Linked DNA regions of Mus musculus: region 1 is linked to region 2. Evidence: chromatin loops called from intact Hi-C (ENCODE). Cell type or tissue: heart. All regions are shown on one strand. Each heading gives the region's core, and the rest is flanking DNA. Links, peaks and the distances in the headings are about the cores only.

Region 1 (9,319 bases), core at 792-8,791, 180 kb after region 2:
GAAGGCGTCTCCTCATATCTCAGATTAAAATCTGAGAATGGGCTTCCAGAGCAGGACAGAAGACAGGAGTTAGACTCATCGTAGGATTTTCACGGGCTCTAGGGAGAACATGCCTGAGAAGCGGCAAGAGAGCCCACGGCCCAAGTGGGTTAAGGGAGGGAAGAAGATAGCTCCGTGGCCCACAGTGCTCAGGACCGGCTATTTCCAGAGTCACTCCTAAAGAGAAAGGAGGGCAGGGGCTGACAGCCCCACCTGCAGGGCCTCAGGCTCTCCACAGAGGACAGACCCAGGTGGAAGTCTTCCTCTCAAAACAGAGCTCCAGGGACACTGCAAAAGGGAAGGATGGGCCAGTGGCTTTTCCCCCAAAGCAGGGAAGGTGGTAAAGGAAGTAGGATGGGGCGTGAATCTCAGCGCTGGACAGCTGCTTCTACATAGAGGGGTGTGGTTCTCTGGGCTGGACGTCTGCTTTGCATAGACGGGGGCGTGGCTCTCAGGGCTGAATGGCTGCTTTACCTAGACGGGGGCGTGGCTCTCAGGGCTAGATGGGGGGGGGGGGCTTTACAGAGACGGGGGCGTGGTTCTCAGGGCTGGACAGCTGCTTCTATAGGGCAGTGAAGTTAGCAGGCTCTGTGGGCACTAGCCCAGGGCTACAGTGCCTCTCTCATTCTCTGTTGTTTCCGGTCAGCCCTGCTGCAGACTTGCTCTTTTCTCTGAGCAGGTAGGAGAGCTACAGGGACAACCAACGCTATAGCCAAACACCTTCCTTTGCTCCAATTCTGTGTCACAGCACCCCACCCCCACCCCCGCCCCAGTTAGTCCTCAGAAATCTTCCTTCATCACATTGGTCACCATCCCACAACCCCAGACCCAAGAGAAAGACAGAGAGACAGAGAGAGAGGGACAGAGAGACAGAGAGACATAATGAGAGACAGAAAGACACACACAGAGTGACAGAGAGACACAAAGAGAGACAGAGAGACAGAATCAATAGTCCTGAGTAGATTTCATTCACCAATAGAAATCGCTTCTTTATGAGTTATTAAAAGAAGTCTGGGATAATTGTAAAGACAACACACACACATATATTACATATATAATAGATGTATATATGTATATACATGTATGTATGTATGTATGTATTTTTTCTCTCCCATAGACCTATGTGAGAGCAGACCACTCACTTTCCCACTGCCACCTGCCATCATAACCTGACTTTCCCTCACTGTCACCAGGCATTTCCTCTGCTCATCTGGACTGCAGTCTCTCCTAGGGTGCCAGACACCCTCAGCAGTCCGATGGCTGGGGAACATTAGATAAGCCCCAGGCTCTTCCCTTTCAGACCCTGGTGGTTAAGCCAGAGGACGTGTATGCCATGAACCCACCCAAGTTTGACAAGATTGAGGACATGGCCATGCTGACCCACCTGAACGAGCCCGCTGTGCTGTACAACCTCAAGGACCGATACACGTCCTGGATGATCTACGTGAGTGGCTACTACCCAACAGGCTATGCTGGGACATCAGCTGGGGGGCAGAGGAGTGGGGGAGGGTGTCTTCAAAGATTCCTGTTATCTGGCTGAAAGAGAGGAGGTGAAGTAGAGAAGTGAATGACCAGAAAAGCCAGAGATGAATGGGATGGGGAGGGGAGGGGCTGGAGGAAGGGAGGTAGAAAGGGGGGAAGTGGAGGAGGAGCTAAGGTTGGGAGGAGGAGCCCCAAAGAGTAAGAAAGCTGAGCATGGTATTAGTTGTGGGAGGACTGGTTGCTTCCTTCCTTGAATTTCAGTTACTTCATTCATCAATAGAAATCATGATTTCTTTATGAGTAATCAAAAGAAGCCTGGGATATTAGTAAAGGCAACACACACACATATCATATCATATATATATATTATTTTTTCCCCTCCCATAGACCTATTCAGGCCTCTTCTGTGTCACTGTCAACCCCTACAAATGGCTGCCAGTGTACAACCCCGAGGTGGTGGACGGCTACCGAGGCAAAAAACGCCAGGAGGCTCCGCCCCACATCTTCTCCATCTCCGACAACGCCTACCAGTTCATGCTGACTGGTGTGTTTTTGAGAAGGAAGTATGGGTGCAGAGAGTGGGCGCTAGACAGACTCCGGGGCACGCTGGTGTGAGGCCCTTAGAGAAGGAGGGGCAAGACGGAAATGAGGCTTACATTTAGCACACATATGGGTTAGGCCATAGGAGAGCGTATTCTTATGGATCAGAAGCAAAGACTGACCATCTCGGAGGTCAGAGGATGAGAAGAGGCCTCATTTTTCAGCAAGGGCTTGGCTTCTCTGAGTCTCGTTCTCAGGAAACCCCCATCTATGACTAAGCAGACAAACAAACATGTAAATAAATCAAGGGAGAAGGAGCTAAAACCCCAGTTTGCATGGCAGGTAGGAAACTCTTTGGGCACAGCCATCAGCTCTGCTTTCTTCCCCTCTCACAGATCGTGAGAACCAGTCTATCCTGATCACGTGAGTATCTCTGCCTAGAGAGACTTCTCAGCTGGGGCCGTGGATGTATCCCTCGGCTCTGATCGTTAGACAGTGCTTAGAGTAAATCCCCTGGTGAAAAGACAGGTTGGGGGTGGGTTTAAAAAAAAAAAAAAGCCTCAGAGAACTACTAGTATCCATGCTTGTATTAACTAAGACTGCAGCCCAGGTCCTCTACCCCTCTGTGTGATGGCTCATATTCCCTTGATGTGTGTGCCAGATGTGTTGAAGACCACTGGATGACATCTTAAGGTGCTGGCTTATGAACAGGGCTAATTTCTCTGTCTTTCCATCCTTCTAAATAGCGGAGAATCCGGGGCCGGGAAGACGGTGAACACCAAGCGGGTCATCCAGTACTTTGCAACAATTGCAGCCACTGGGGACCTTGCCAAGAAGAAGGACTCCAAAATGAAGGTGGGGACGGGAGCAAGGAAAGAGCGTGGGCTAGGGTGGGAGAGCGTGAAGGATAGCGTGGGGTTGACCGTGGGTCGATTGGTCGTTGAGTCGTCAAGTCACCGGAGCATCCAGGAATCGAGGCAGGCAGGAAAAGCAGAGCCAGTGACGATTCTTTAGATGAGGATTACGTGGCTTACAAACGCATTTCCCCTACCTCCTGGATTTCTTGCTTAGGGGACGCTGGAGGATCAAATTATCAGCGCTAACCCCCTGCTGGAGGCCTTTGGGAACGCCAAGACCGTGAGGAACGACAACTCGTCTCGCTTTGTGAGTCTGCCCTGATAGGCTCTTCTTTTCAGCCTGCGGGACAGTCCTAGTGCCGGGGCTTGGGGAACTTAGCGCCCGGTGGGAAGAGACAGCGAAAAAAGCAAACGCACAGGCCACGTGAATGTGAGGCTCAAAACCCCAAGGCTGTAACTGAGAAATTGGGGACCAGGTCCCCAACAGATAGGGCTGGCCGGTAAGGGCTTTCTTTCTGGGGGGTTGGGTACGGGAGCCAAAGCTGCAGGGTAAGGAAGGGTTGAGGGGAAGAGCGCTCCCCAGGGTTGGACGCTGTGTGGAGCACTCCTGCAGAGGTTCCATGTGGCAGGTGGGGAGGCAGAAGATGGAGAAGAGACTCTTCACTAACAAGCACATTAACCCTGAGGAAGACTTTGGGTTTTGTCTTAAGCACAGTAGGAAGGATTCTGTAATCAGGGAAATGACACCGTTTAGCACTCGGGTTATTTCATTAATGAGATCTGGGAAGTCCAGGAAGAGGGAGACACACCAAATGGAAGAAGAAGGGACAGGAGGGAAGACTACTGAGGGAAGGGCTTCTAGGGGCAGTGCTCAGGAATCCAGAGGAAGTTCCCCAGTCATGGAAGGATCCGGTCTCCTTCTCCCTCTATGCAGGGCAAGTTCATCCGCATCCATTTTGGCACCACTGGGAAGCTGGCTTCTGCAGATATTGAAACTTGTAAGTATGCCCACTGGGATAGGTGGAGCCTCTGAGCCTTGGGGAGCATTGTGAACCCTGACGGACCCTGTGCTTCTGTTCCAGATCTGCTGGAAAAGTCCAGAGTCACCTTCCAGCTGAAGGCTGAGAGAAGCTACCACATCTTCTACCAGATTCTCTCCAACAAGAAACCTGAGCTGATTGGTGAGCTGTTAGGGATAGAGTTGGTGTGGAGGGGATAAAGTCACCCTTTGGGCAGACCCAGGAGAGTTAGTTGTACCTGTAGGTGACTCTGCAGCCAATGCAGATTTATATCAGCCATGGGATATGGCTCTTTTGGGCAACAACTGTATCGACTTTTAAAATTATGTAGTATTTTTGTGACTGTGTATGGAGTTGCATGTGTTGTCTGCACACACACACACATATGTGCATGCCGAGGCCTGAGAATGACACGGGGTGTCTTTTCTCTCAACCTTGTGCATTAAGGCAAGGGCTCTCACCAAGCCTGGAGCTACTGTAGTTTGCCAGAATGTTGGTAGGACCCATGTCTCTGCTAGGGATTACAAGCAGAGCCCCACATCCACCTGACTTTCATATGAGTTTTGGGGATTCGAACTTCAGTCCTTATGCTTCCATGGCAAGCACTTTACCTGAGCCATCTCCCCAGGTTCACTGTACCAATTTGAAAAATCTGATCAGATGCGCTGTAATGGGGCAAAATCATTGGTTCCATGGCAGTCTTTGAGTAGTTAAGCGCTTGATGGTCCTTGAGCGCCCCCTTGTGTTTCAACATAGGAACCAATGTCAGCTTATGGAAAGCCAGTGCAAGCTGATAGCCGACCCAGGCTCTATATTTTTTCAGCTGATAGAGGCCCGTGTGCTCACTACCTTCCTTCCTTTCTGTCTATCCGAGCTTAGCCTTCTGAGCTCCATCCTGCAAACAGGCTGCTGGTTTCCAGCCAACTTTAGGAAAGCTATCCCAAACAGCCTACACTTTCCCCAGCAAGGGCTCCTATCCTGGCACACAGCAGTCATTCAGTTTTTCTTATTCACTGTCCCCAACATACACTGGCATTCAACATTCATTTGCAAAGCAAAACCACAAATTTTTTTCCCCCTAGGATTCTCAACTCGCATAGCATAGGAGACTGCAGTTTCCCTTAGCCCAGTAGTTCTCAACCTTGGTAATGCTGGGACCCTTTAATACGGTTCCTCATGTTGGGGTGACCCCAACCATAAAATTGTTTTTGTTACTACTTCATAACTATAATTTTGCTACACTTAAGAAAAATATCTGTGTTTTCCATGGTCTTAGGTGATCCTTATGTGAAAGTCATTTAACCCCGAAAGGGGTCACGGCCCACAGGTTGAGAACCACTGCTCTAGAGAGCTCTACTTCTGCATTTAATTTGGACCCCTGTGGTTGAAGTCCCAGGCCAGGGCTCGGGAGCACAATTCCACCTGGTGGAGTTTTCATTCCACGTGTGTGAATTCCTCATTTCAGAGCTGCTGCTGATTACGACCAACCCTTATGACTACCCGTTCATCAGCCAGGGCGAAATCCTGGTGGCCAGCATCGACGATGCGGAGGAGCTGTTAGCTACGGATGTAAGAAGGACCACAGGAGGGCGGGAGAGCCTCCACAGAGGGAGGGCCACGGGCAGACAAGCTGTTCTTTCCATTGCAGAGTGCCATCGACATCCTGGGCTTCACCCCGGAGGAGAAATCTGGACTTTATAAACTGACAGGGGCTGTGATGCATTATGGGAACATGAAGTTCAAGCAGAAGCAGCGGGAGGAGCAGGCCGAGCCAGATGGCACTGAAGGTACAGTGTCACCACAGCAGGCTACAGAGTGGGAGCAGGGAGGCCACTCCCCTGGGGCCATCCAGAGCCTCTTTTGAAAATGATTAATCTGAGAGGTGGATGAACCTTTTCTGGGCCTGCAATGAATATAAGGAACAATCACAATCTAGTTAAAAACACTTATTAGGTGTGTGTGTGTGTGTGTGTGTGTGTGTGTGTGTGTGTGTGTGTGTGTAAGGATTCTATACCTCATGTGTTGAAGTCAGAGTACAGCTTTCAAGAGTCAGTTCTCTCCTTCTACAATACAAGTCCCTGGGATCAAACTCCGTTGTCAGGTGTGGTGCCCCACGCCTCTACCCGCTGAGCCATCTCTCTGCTCCCTCCACCCTTTTGCTGAAGTTCTAGAGAGGTCTTACTCCAGATGCAATGTGAAATGGCCAGGGCTTTCTGGAGCCCAATTCTGCTGCTCCATGAAGTCTGCCACAGACACTCTCTGGATGGTGTAGTGTCACAGGCTCCCCAGAGACATTTAAGGGACAAGGAATATGAAAATAGCTTTCCTCCTGCCTCGCTGAACGTGATCTTTCCTTTCTGACCAGTGGCTGACAAAACAGCCTACTTGATGGGCCTGAATTCCTCAGACCTCCTCAAGGCCTTGTGCTTTCCCAGAGTGAAAGTCGGGAATGAATACGTTACAAAAGGGCAGACTGTGGACCAGGTAAGGACTGCCTCAAGTGCAGGAGGGGCGGAGGAGCCTGATGGCCGCTGCCCTCTTACGAGCTTGCTGGCCTCTCCTCCGACAGGTTCACCATGCTGTGAACGCTCTCTCCAAGTCCGTGTACGAGAAGCTGTTCTTGTGGATGGTCACTCGTATTAACCAGCAGCTGGATACAAAGCTACCAAGACAGCACTTCATTGGCGTTTTGGACATTGCGGGTTTTGAAATTTTTGAGGTATGTATATTTATGTTTTCTTATATCTTCATATGGGAGTTTTCATAACTCCCAAAAGAGGACACCAGGATGGTTTTCTTGTAGGAAGGATAGAGTGAGTTGGATAGGAGAGAGATAGCCTATCAGGACAGTTTGTGTTATTTTAAGACAGTTGTAGAGGACAGGGAGATGGTTAATTCAGTAAACTGCCTACCTTGAAAGTAGGGTGAACTCAGTATGACATCTAGAATACTCACATTAGAAAACAAAACAGCTGGGCATGGCGATGTGTCCTCAGAAGTGGAGATGCAGAGACAATCAGATCCTTGGGGCTTATTGGCCAGTCAGCCTACCCTACCCAGAAATTTCCGGGCCAAGAGAGCCTGTCCAAAATCAAAAAAGAGATGGGTTGTATATGGGAAATGACACCCAAAGTTGTCATCTGACCTATGCAGGTATACACACACACACACACACACACACACACACACACACACACACACACAGAGTTGTGCACATGTGAATATGCACATACATGCCGATACACACAGGGCTGTAGACTTCCTTCAAGTGGACTTTCAAAAGGTACCACCAAATAGGTAAAATTAAGAAAAATCGAATAGAGGGCCAGAGAAGTAGATTCTGTCAATCATGTACTGGTTGATATAATGATATAATTATCTGACTGGTTCTGAGTTAGGCGCAAGTGTGTATTCAGTGTTTGCCAGGTGGGGAGATGGGAAGCTCATAGTTTAGTTGAGAAGAAACAGAAGCCTGTCGGGCATGCAGAAGCATAAACACAAAATAAGTGCACAAGAGGGGCCTAGGGGTGGGAGAACCATGCAGGCGGAAGACTCATGATTGCCTCTGAAAACTTAGCAGAGCAGGTGGGACCCGACCCATGAGGAGGAACGCTGATGGTGTTTCCATTTTGAAAGAGGTCTAAGTTTTTGACATGAACGTTATGTTTTTGGCATCAGTATAACAGCCTGGAGCAGCTGTGCATCAACTTCACCAACGAGAAACTGCAACAGTTTTTCAACCACCACATGTTCGTGCTGGAACAGGAGGAATACAAGAAGGAGGGCATCGAGTGGACCTTCATCGACTTCGGGATGGACCTGGCAGCCTGCATCGAGCTCATCGAGAAGGTATCCACCCCGCTCCGTCTGTCTGTGGCCCCTTCCCATGGACTTCCCACTCTTATTTACTCAGCTGCTTTGCCTTGCCTTCAATCCAGCCGATGGGCATCTTCTCCATCCTGGAAGAGGAGTGCATGTTCCCCAAGGCGACAGACACCTCCTTCAAGAACAAGCTGTATGACCAGCACCTGGGAAAGTCCAACAACTTCCAGAAACCTAAGGTGGTCAAAGGCAAGGCTGAAGCCCACTTCTCCCTGGTGCACTATGCGGGCACCGTGGACTACAGTGTCTCAGGCTGGCTGGAGAAGAACAAGGACCCCCTGAATGAGACCGTGGTGGGACTGTACCAGAAGTCCTCCAACAGACTCCTGGCACATCTCTATGCCACCTTCGCTACAACAGATGGTAACTAACGGATTTCAGACGCAGGGGCTTTGCCTTCACATAATCTCCCTTTCCCACAGCATGCAAAAGTCTCGATACATCCACTCACAGTGCCCGGGCTCCTTTGTGTTTTGCAGCGGACGGTGGGAAGAAGAAAGTCGCTAAGAAGAAAGGCTCTTCCTTCCAAACCGTCTCTGCACTGTTCAGGGTAGGACACATTTAAGTTAATCTATTATCAGTTCACCCAAGTCACAGCAAAATGAGCAATGTCGAGATCCTAGGCTTGCTTTATTCAAGGGTTAGTCACGCGGCCTGATGGCTCTCTCTGCATGAGATCAATTGACAGTCTGACAATATACAGATGAGGTTTAACAAATGTGGGGCCAGGGTTTGTTCCATTGCGTACTATAACTAGCAGGTCTGGCTGGCTGGGGGCAATGAGCTCTCAGTTCCAATCATCTAGTTGCCTTCAGTATGCCTGCAGTAGCACCCAGGCCCCTGACAGGGACAGACACATTTTCTATGTTAATTTTGGAAACGATTTTGTAGTTGGTGGCCATCTTGCAACCTGGGAGAAAGATGACTGAGGCAGGTCACATTTCCCTGTGCTGGGGACCAAAACTCAGACCTCAGTTTTTTTTTCTTTTTTCATTAATCCATATATAATGAGATTTCTCAAGTATGGAACCCAAATCTAAACACAAAATTCATCTGTGTTTCATATATGCCTTGTACAGGAAGGATGTAGATAATTTCACATGCTATTTGAAGCATATTGCTGTCTTGCCTACATAAGGTGGGATGTTCTATTTGTGTATCATGTTGGTACTCAAAAACAATTTCAGATCTATAGAAGAAAGATTTTAGATTTTAGAGCATTTTAGATTTTCAAGACGGGGATGTCCAAATTATGCAAGTTGTCTGCATCTCTGGGTTTGGGACTATTCAAGGATAGAATTAATTTTACAACTCTTAAGTTGAAGCCATATAGTTTAGTTTTCACCACCATGCATGTATTTGTCTCTGTGGAAGTTTACAGTAGGCTGCCAAAAGAAATGTTTTTTTTTTTTTCTCTTTCCTTTTAGGAAAACTTGAACAAGCTGATGTCCAATTTAAGAACCACACACCCACACTTTGTACGCTGTATAATACCCAACG
Region 2 (9,319 bases), core at 674-8,673:
CCAGGAAACACGTCATGTGCTCAGGAATGCATAGTCTACATCACTCCAGGTGTGATTAATTGGTGCGTATGATGGACCCACACCGTTTGTATGGACTTGTAGTCTGAAGTCTCTGGGGAGACCTCTGGGAGCTGCTGATGTTGTTGAGATCCATGTGAAGTGTCTGCCCAAACAGAGTCCCCTGAGAAGCCAACGAAGTACTAAGGTCCATGTGCAGTCGACGCCATTGTTCTGACGTGGCATCATTCCTGGTTCTTCAAAATGTTTTCAGGTGGGATTTGTGAAAACCAAAGGGAGGGTTACTTCAGCTCTAACCTGCTGAGGAAGAAAGGATCGGAAAGAGCAACTGCTGGACACTGACTCCTGTGTCTCCAGTCCATTATTAGCTCAGTCTCTGAAGACAGAGGATTATCAACAAGGCAGGCAGAAATGAAAGATTCGGAAATCAGAGAAGGCCTTGACCCTCCATGGAGTTCTAGAATAGCTATGCCTGGATGTCTTGGTTACCTTTCCTGTTGGCTTGATAAAATAGGACAGCAAAAGCAACCTAAGGAAGGTAAGGTAGAGTTTATTTTGACCCCAGTCCCAGATGAGAGAGCAAATACGCAGGAAACTGAAGCAGCTGGTCACACAGCATCCGGAAACCATGAATACCTGTGCCCAGCTCAATTCTCCTTTTTATCCAGTAAAGAATTCAGTTATAAGGAATGGTGCTACCCACAGTGGGCAGGACTTTCCAACCCAATTAACCTAATCAAGATAAGCCCTTGCAGGCATGCCTAGAGCACTCTCTCACAGGGATTCTAGACCTCATCAAGCTGACAATTGAGAGATTAACCATCACACTGCATTTCAAGAAGCAAGCACACTTACAGCCATTTGGGTACTTGCCAAGATATGATCTTCAAGTCTGGATCCTCCAACCTCACAGCTTAGTGAACATACCAAGATATGCCTAGACTAAACAATAATGATATAAGCCCTGAGGTATTTTAATGGACTCGATGACAATGTTAACTTGGAAAAGACTTGATGGATTTTTTCTTCCTGGGTTTTAGAAACACTGTTTTAAATCAATGGTACTTTTTAGGGTCTTGGTGAATTTTGCAGGCATAAAGAAAGGCTGCAGCCTGGCTCTCTCTACATTGCCATGGACTGTCTATATGGACTATACAGAAAGTACAGAGTGATTCCATTACTGACTTAGTAAACAGAGCCATCAGATCCAAGAGCCCTGTTTTCTGTAAATTTGGAGAGAAGGCAAGATATGATCCCTCTTAATTTCATGGTTAGACTTACAACAAGGGTCTGGGACATTACTGTCACTGGCTGACACTTGTCTAATCTATTTTGAAAACTCCACCAGGAAGGACAGTTTGATTCAAATAACTCCACAGAGAAATTATGTGAAAGGACATGTGAGCGTCAGTTAAAACTGGCTAATGGTCCTGTGCGGTGGGATGAGGACTGGGCTAAGCAGAAGTGCCCATCCTTTGGGCAGCAAGACTCTTCGAGAAGTTCTACCCACAGCCGTGATGAGATCCTCAGCACAGCAAATGACCTCATTAGTTAAGTAGGTTAGTACTCCCACCACACTATGCTGGATTGTTCTTCTGATTTTCAAGAGGGAGATTTTGAACCAGACTAAATGCCAAAAATCAATCTGTGTGCAGGAGCAGGGATACGTCCACAGGCTGGGTGTGGTTTTGCTCATCTGTAATCCCAGCACTTGGGAGGTGGATACGGGATAGGAGCAAGTAGAAGGTTAGCCTGGGCTACATAGACTGTCTCAAAAACAAATAACCAATAAAGATAAGCGCTTACTCCTTCTGCTGAGTTTTACTTCATCTGCTGAGTGTAGTTCCTAAGCGCCCCACCCGACTGGCCTTGTCTTCCAAGCTGACCAGAAGCTGAGGTAGGTAGTAAAAGACTCCCTGCATCGCTAGATTCTTTCTTTTTCCACTTGAAAACATGCTGTAGTTGTTTTGATCTCTGAACCCATTTTGCTGAACACCTTCCACTGTGTTCTAGGCACACGTGTAAAGCAGTAAGCATGACATCCTAAAATCATGGATGGATGTGGCTTGAGTTGCGTAGGTTGACTCTCATGCATGACGTCACATTCTTTGGGTTGTATAAAAATGGCACTCTTTTCTGTTGTGTGCTACTCAGCATTTATCCCTGTCCCTCTGAAGAGCAGTGACCCTTTCTCATCCAAATGGTTCCCCCAGAGCCTGTCCTGGCACACTGCAGCTGCATCCGTGAGATTCTATGCAATAGACATCCTGCTGAAAGCACTCTGTTGTGGCCAATTTATTTATGTATTTATTTATTTATTTATTTTTGTCATCTTGACACAAGCTAGAGTTATGTGAAAGGAGGAAATCTCAACTGAATGAAAATGTCTCTGTAAGATCCGGCTGTAGAGCACTTTCCTGATTAGTGGCTGATGGAGAAGGGTGGACGGAGCTTTCTGTGGGTGAGGCTCCTCGTGGGTTGGTGGTCCTGGATCCCATAAGCAGGCTGAGCAAGCCATGATGAGCAAGTTAGTAAGCAACTCTCCTCCACGGCCTCTGCGTCAGTTTCTGCCTGTGGGTTCCTTGCCCTGTTTGAGCTCCTGTCCTGGCTTCCTTCAGTGAAGGATTACAACGTTGAAGTGTAAGCCAAATAAACCCTTTCCCCCAGTTTGCTTTCGGTCATGGCGTTTCACAGCAGCATTAGAAACCATGACTAAGACAAACAATGGCTTAAATAAGATGACCACTTATCTTTTCCCATCATTTAGTCTAGAAGGCCCAACAGGGACAGCTGTAAAATACCACCAGTGTCCCCGACTCCATTCATTTTTTTTTGGTTGACTTTCATTAGTGGTTAATTCCATTCTTAAGAATCCTTCGCTGTGCTGGGCAGTGGTGACACACGCCTTTAATCCCAGCACTTGGGAGGCAGAGGCAGGCGGATTTCTGAGTCTGAGACCAGCCTGGTCTACAGAGTGAGTTCCAGGACAGCCAGGGCTATACAGAGGGGGAAAAAAAAAACTGTCTCAAAAAACAAAAAACAAAACAAAAAAAAAAAGAATCCTTCATTGTCCCCTGGTGTCCGCTGCAATGATAGTCATACTCACAGCCAAAGCGGTGAGAAGGAGGGGGGTGGGAAGAGTGGATACTATGATTTTATCCCTCCCCAGACTCATGCTGAAACTGAATTGACACCGCAATTGTCGGGGGGGGGGGGGCCGGGGGAAGGGGGGTGGCTTTAGGAGATGACGAGCTCACAAGAGCTCCTGCCTCTCAAGTGAGTTAGTGCATCATCCCAGGAAGAGGCTCCAAATACAAAGCTAGAGTTTGATTGGTTTTCTCTGTCTTTCTGTCAAACTCTCACTTGGCCTGGCCACATTAGGACCCAGTGCTGAAGCCCTCATCAATCTCAGCACCACACCTTAGACAAGACAGCCTCTAGAACTTCTTAGCCAATAAACCCCGTCTCGGTAAACTCTGTGACACTCAGTTATAATGGCAGAAAATTGTACTCACACAGCAAACGTTCTAAGGTTTCCAGGAGCATTGAAAGACCCTCCTACAGCTCTCCTTTCCTTAAAATCACGTTGATTTTTAAATTCATCCCTAAGTTCTTATACAAGCCTCCTTCTGAAAGGTGGATTCATTCTCTCTCTCTCTCTCTCTCTCTCTCTCTCTCTCTCTCTCTCTCTCTAACATGTTACTAATGACTAAGATGAACAGAAAAAGTAGTGCATGGCTCCTCTCTAGATCTGCTTCTACTGGGGAAGCAAGTTGACTGTGGATGAACACTAGCCTGCCAACTGCTGCCAAGAACTCTCCAGCTCACTGGAATGTATCTGGGAGCCTCAGTTAAGCTTTTAAAGGGCACAGAGCCTTGGCTGTCATTTTGGCCATAACTTCCTGAGCTGACAATCACCAACTAAGTTACTCCACCTTTTAGCTCACAAAATCTATGTGGGACGATACATGTTTACTGTGCCAGTACACTACGTTTGAAGATATTTTGTTACACAGCAATAAAAAGGGAACACAAAAGAGGTACTGGCTTTGGTTAACACTGGTAGAAAATATAGTTTGCATCAAGACCTAGCTGCTGCTTCTCTGAATGCATAGCCAGACAACATTTCCCATCCCCCTTGCAGTTGGATGTGGCCACGTGACTAGAAGCTCTCCAATACAGGATGCAAAAGAGACAGACACTACTTCCAGCCTCGGCCAAAAGGATGCACACATGCCTCTCTAAACATTTTCCCCTCCCAACGGGACTTTTCTCTCTTTGCAGCCCAAAGCAAATAGCCGTGACAAGACCCTCAGAGAGGCCACACCCAAGCAGGAAGATCCTGAGTGTGTGCGTAGTGAAGTTAAATAGGGCAGCCTATTTAATAGCCTGTGACTGAACATTTGACAGTGGTTATTAGAGAAAAGTGAAATAAATGGGTTTAGTCATGAGATGTTGTGGGTTTTATTTTTTTACTTCAGTCTAGACTGTTTGTCCAAATAAAGAATTTTTTTTCCTAAACAAAATAGCAATGTTGGAAAGGGAGGGTTAGTGAGTGGACCCCAGTCTTTGACACAAAAGTATGCAGTGGACTGAGTGTTTGATGCATCTATTAGCAAGTATGAACGCGGAGGCTTGTGTCTGGGGTGGCTTATAAGACTCCCCGAAGGCAGAGCCTAATGGTCTCCAAGATCGTTGGCTATTCCACCATCAACTCAGACTTCGGTAAGGGCCGCACTACATTTTTCTAGAAGACAGAATAACACGAATACATGAGAAATCATACAGCAAGACTACAGAAAGTAATTTTACCCGGAATTTACCACTAGATGGCAGTCACACCCAAGGAGCGGGCTACTGCCGCCCTCTGGCGCCGCCAGGCCCGGCCTTTATCGACTGGGAGCACCAGGCAACCCAGCCCTTTCCCTAGCAGCTAAAAGGACAGATCCTAGCAGATAAGATCGGCCTGGGAGCCGCATCACTCCTCAAAAAAAAGATGGTCCCTGTCGCGCCCTTACACCTCTACCTCTGGTTTATTCTTCCTGTCCCCAGAGGACTTCTCCCCACAATAACATTTCCTTCACCGCCTTTGCGCTCTATTTTTCCCCAGGCGGGACCCAGCTGCTTGCTGTCTCACACCATCTGCTCCACTAACAGCTCTGAGGAGAAGGGGCCTTATCCCCTGGAGTGTTTCTCTAGGAACTTAAGACATTTTGAGAATTGTCAGGTGCCTGCGTGGAGTGCCAGGTAGGAGCAAAGGAAGAAGGATAGACAAGGGGGTGGGCGGAATGCTTAAAGAAAGTAGAAGCTGGGAGCACACGGAAGGACGGAAGGACGGAAGGACGGACATATTCTCCAAGAATGTATGAAGGTTCTAGGCTTTTTGTTTATTTTTGTTTTGGTTTGGTTTTGTTTTCCCGAGACAGGGTTTCTCTGTGTAGCCCTGGCTGTCCAGGAACTCACTCTGTAGACCAAGCTGGCCTCAAACTCAGAAATCCGCCTACCTCTGCCTTCCAAGTGCTGGGATTAAAGGTGTGCCCTACCATTGTCCGCCATCTCGGCATTTTTTATGGTGATGCGCTACCATTGTGGGTTTTACACTACAGTGTACAAATGATGTAGAAAAGTGAAAGACATCGGTGCTTTTTTTCTTGTGCTTTTTCTCCTTACTCCCACCCACACTTCCCCACCCTTGCTAGCCTCAACCCCAGGCTCTCACGCAGGCTTGGTCCCTAGACTGCATTGGCAGTGAACAGCAAGGCCTGTGCTTGGTTAGGGCAGGGCCTGCTCTGAAGAAGAGCTCAGATCTGAATGTCTAGCAAGTTCCTGTGTCTTAAGTCTGTCTTCTTGAGAGGCAGGGAGGGGGAGGGAGAGATGATCCCTGAATTCAAGTCTTGGTCTTAGTGACTGGTCACAGAGAAGCTGCAGCCTGACTATATCACAGGTTACTGTGAGGACCAGGGGACACAGAGACACTGCCAGGTACCTCACCAGCAATTGGAATTGTGTGCCTCTTCCAGACCAAGGCAGTATAGGAGAATCTGAGGTCTTTGTGGAGTTTCAGACACAGCCTTGCAGAGTGGAGAAAACTGGTAAGTGACTCAAGAGGCCATATTCAAGATCAGAATGTGGGGGAAGATGATGAACACACACAGTAATATAAGTTAGGGCAATTTATCCATCCTGGTATATTTAGGTACTTCAAAACATTGTATTTTACAAGATAGGTACACACACTTTTACTTGTTAAATTCACCAAATAAATTATTTAAATTTTAAAAAAGAAAAAGCTATGATGTGAGAAGTCTCCTAAGTCAAAAGATCTGGTATTCTCCATAAATAAGATGCAGGGGCGGAGGAAGGAGACTCCCGCCAGTGAGAGGCTCCTCAGGACACCAGGCACCAAGAGCCATAGCTGCACTGCTGTTTGGATATTTTTCAGAAGAAATTGACTGTAAGAAGATGAGGGTCGTACAAACCTGAGCGCTGAGCTCATGGAATGGAATATTTCAGTCCTGTGTGTGATTCTGATGGACTTGTGTTTATAGGTTCTTACAGCAGAAAACGAAAGGAGGCGTGCTTTGACCCATGTAATGTAAACATCCCTAGGACTTGCAATGATGCTCTGAAGAGATGAGTGAAATGTGCCTCAGTTAAAAAGTGTAGTTATTACCCGTGGTCCTAAGGAACCCATCATGGAGACACCCCCAAAACAGCAGGCCTTGGGTACTGCGGGGGTGGGGGGGAAATGCTGTGGTATAAGGCCTTTACCAGTGACTTGTAGTGAGGCCTGCAAAAGGTTCTGGACCATCAAGACAAGATATATGAGCAGCTGTCTGTATTCCTTCAGAAACGTCATTGAGTGACTCCAGGAAACAAATCACTCAGTTATATATGCAGGTGGATTAGGGCTGTAACTTCGTTGACAGACACAGTGATCCCAGATACTTCATGCATCTATGTGGCCCTGGGATATATGTGTGTGTGTGTGTGTGTGTGTGTGTGTGTGTGTGTGTGTGTGTGTTTTCTGGAGTGACACTGGCTGAAGCTCTCAAGTTCATTGACAGCGAGAGTTCTCTCCTCACAGAGCTCAGCGACAACCTCACTAAGGACTCCGTGAATATCAAGGCTCAGATCTGCACGATGATTGAGTGACTTAGAGAACTACGCGGCCTGAAAATTTTCTCAGAGCCATCTCCCCACTGACAGCTTCTTCTCATCCTCCAATATTAAAGAGCCTAAAAACACTGGAAAATAAATAAATGAATAAATAAACAATCAATAGATAAATAAGTGTAAGGGGGATACAATTTTTTAAAAAGTGTGAGCACAAAGTACCCAAGGAGCTAAAGGGATCTGCAACCCTATAGGTGGAACAACATTATGAACTAACCAGTACCCCAGAGCTCTTGACTCTAGCTGCATATGTATCAAAAGATGGCCTAGTCGGCCATCAATGGAAAGAGAGGCCCATTGGACTTGCAAACTTTATATGCCCCAGTACAGGGGAACACCAGGGCCAAAAAGTGGGAGTGGGTGGGGAGGGGAGTTGGGGGGGGAGGGTATGGGGGACTTTTGGGATAGCATTGGAAATGTAAATGAGGAAAATACCTAATAAAAAATATTTTTTAAAAAAAAGTGTGATCACTGATCGTTGTTCCAGAAATAACCGCAGCAGGGGCATACGGTGGTTAATTAGGCAACTTTTCCCATTTTTCTAATTTGAAAATATTTCATAATAATTTTCTATTGAGGAAAGGCCCTCCAAGGAGCTGGAGAGACTGTGAGAAAGAGTAGGGAAGATGCAGATATCAAGTGTAATAGGTCAAAAAAGTGACCAACTATGAAGGCCCAGAGGAGGTGAGGCCAATCTCAGTCAGCAAAATGAAGACAAACAGAAAGAACATTCCAGAAGGAGCAAGTCCAGTTACACCAGCTGAGAGACGCTAACTGTGTAGTTGTGAGTTCAGTTAGGCTGCTTTGGCTCCTGGCGGGTTGCTCGTGTGTACCTACCCAGGAGCAATCTGGATTCTCGAATAAAAGATACACACACACACACACACACACACATACACACACACACACACAGCAGTTAATTTGAAAATGCCTTGGCTAACTCAAAGGTTGGGCAGTTCTACTCCTTCCCATGGCTACCACACATTTCCCCCCTGTAATCCTGGCTTAATGCCCTCTAATTCTATATTCTATCTTTGTTGCCCTGGCTCCTTCTGGGTGGCCCCCTAGTCTTTGCTGCCCAAGACCCTTCCGGGCAGCCCTTCCGGAGTCCACATTCCTTCTCAGCTACATTTCAGATGACTTTCCTTCTGCAGCTCTAAATCTGACCTGTCTGCCTCTCTCCAAATCACAGCAATTCCCTGTCCCTTTCTCCCAGTTCCTCTCCCTCGCAAATCTAAAAGGCCCGCCTCAGTCTGTTTGTCCAGCCATTGGCCATTGGCTCTTTACTAATCAGTCAAAAACCAGCTGGGTACAAGGACCTTCAGCATTTGGATACTCAGAGTCCCAATTTTGGGGGCCGAGTTAATTCAAAGCATTGAAACCAATCCCCAACATAACTGATATTGCATTGTTTACTAGTTTTTACTAAAGAAACCAGTTCGTTCTACTTAGGGCATACATATTTCTAGCTCTGAAAATCTCACATCAGGAAACTCACCTATTTCCAGACGAACACGGAAGGTTAGTCACCTTAGCATCTCATGGTTGTGTGGAAAACTGCATTTACCAATAACAAGGCAGCAGAACTTTAAACTAGAGAAATGATGAGGTTTAATAATGAGTCTGAAACAGAGGCCATTGCCAGGACCTGTTTACTACCCCCATCAATGCTAAACCTGAACAGCAACCCCATCAACTCAACCCCCCCCCCAAAGCCTACAGCCTAGAGCCAACTGTCTTCCTCCCTCCTCTGCTCTGCTAGAGGGAGCCTGCAGATGCCATTCTGTCCCAGTCTGACCCCTAATTTCAAGTACTTTATGTATATTTTCTGCATGCATATATTATAAATACACATTCCACATGAATATTCTTCAGGTAATTGCAATACGCATCTTCTCATTTATTTCTTATTAAAACTTCATGATGGGAGCCAGCAAGTTGGCTTAGTAAGTAAAGGCACCTACCACCAAGCCAGCAACCGAGGTTGTTGACCTGAGTGGTGAGGGGAAAAAAAAAAGAAAACTACTCCCAATTCTGGCAAGTTGTCCTTTGACAACCTACCCCACTCCCACCATACACACACACACACACACACACACACACACACGTGCCTGCTATACACAAA

Evidence for each region. Hi-C counts contacts between places; a loop is a spot of excess contacts. Peaks named below come from ENCODE experiments on the same cell type or tissue, not always from the same donor. Only the 100,000 strongest peaks of a DNase experiment are listed, where the experiment ranks them.
Region 1: a loop joins it to region 2, with 5 times the contacts of the local background. A loop is called at or near these places in 35 of 42 quality-filtered maps.

Annotation. Positions count from the first base shown.
Region 1 is chr11:67,080,943-67,090,261 of GRCm38, forward strand. Myh3 (myosin, heavy polypeptide 3, skeletal muscle, embryonic) reads left to right here. Exons shown (of 41, transcript NM_001099635.1): 4 at 1,340-1,483; 5 at 1,909-2,065; 6 at 2,457-2,484; 7 at 2,808-2,916; 8 at 3,133-3,225; 9 at 3,853-3,916; 10 at 4,001-4,099; 11 at 5,403-5,506; 12 at 5,586-5,724; 13 at 6,303-6,421; 14 at 6,507-6,656; 15 at 7,616-7,786; 16 at 7,876-8,182; 17 at 8,299-8,369; 1 more. Among named protein-coding and RNA genes, the nearest start is that of Myh3, 7.3 kb to the left of the region's middle. In heart, for the core only: a CTCF peak has its summit at 4,688 (motif pointing left); no DNase peak of the experiment used is centred there; H3K4me3 peaks cover 79 bases; H3K27me3 peaks cover 5,215 bases.
Region 2 is chr11:66,901,140-66,910,458 of GRCm38, forward strand. Gm12298 (predicted gene 12298) reads right to left here. Exons shown (of 4, transcript NR_033539.1): 4 at 4,493-4,765. It also overlaps the pseudogene Gm29712. Among named protein-coding and RNA genes, the nearest start is that of Pirt, 6.2 kb to the right of the region's middle. In heart, for the core only: a CTCF peak has its summit at 4,856 (motif pointing right); a DNase peak (open chromatin) is centred at 4,902; H3K4me3 peaks cover 436 bases; H3K27ac peaks cover 508 bases; H3K27me3 peaks cover 1,169 bases.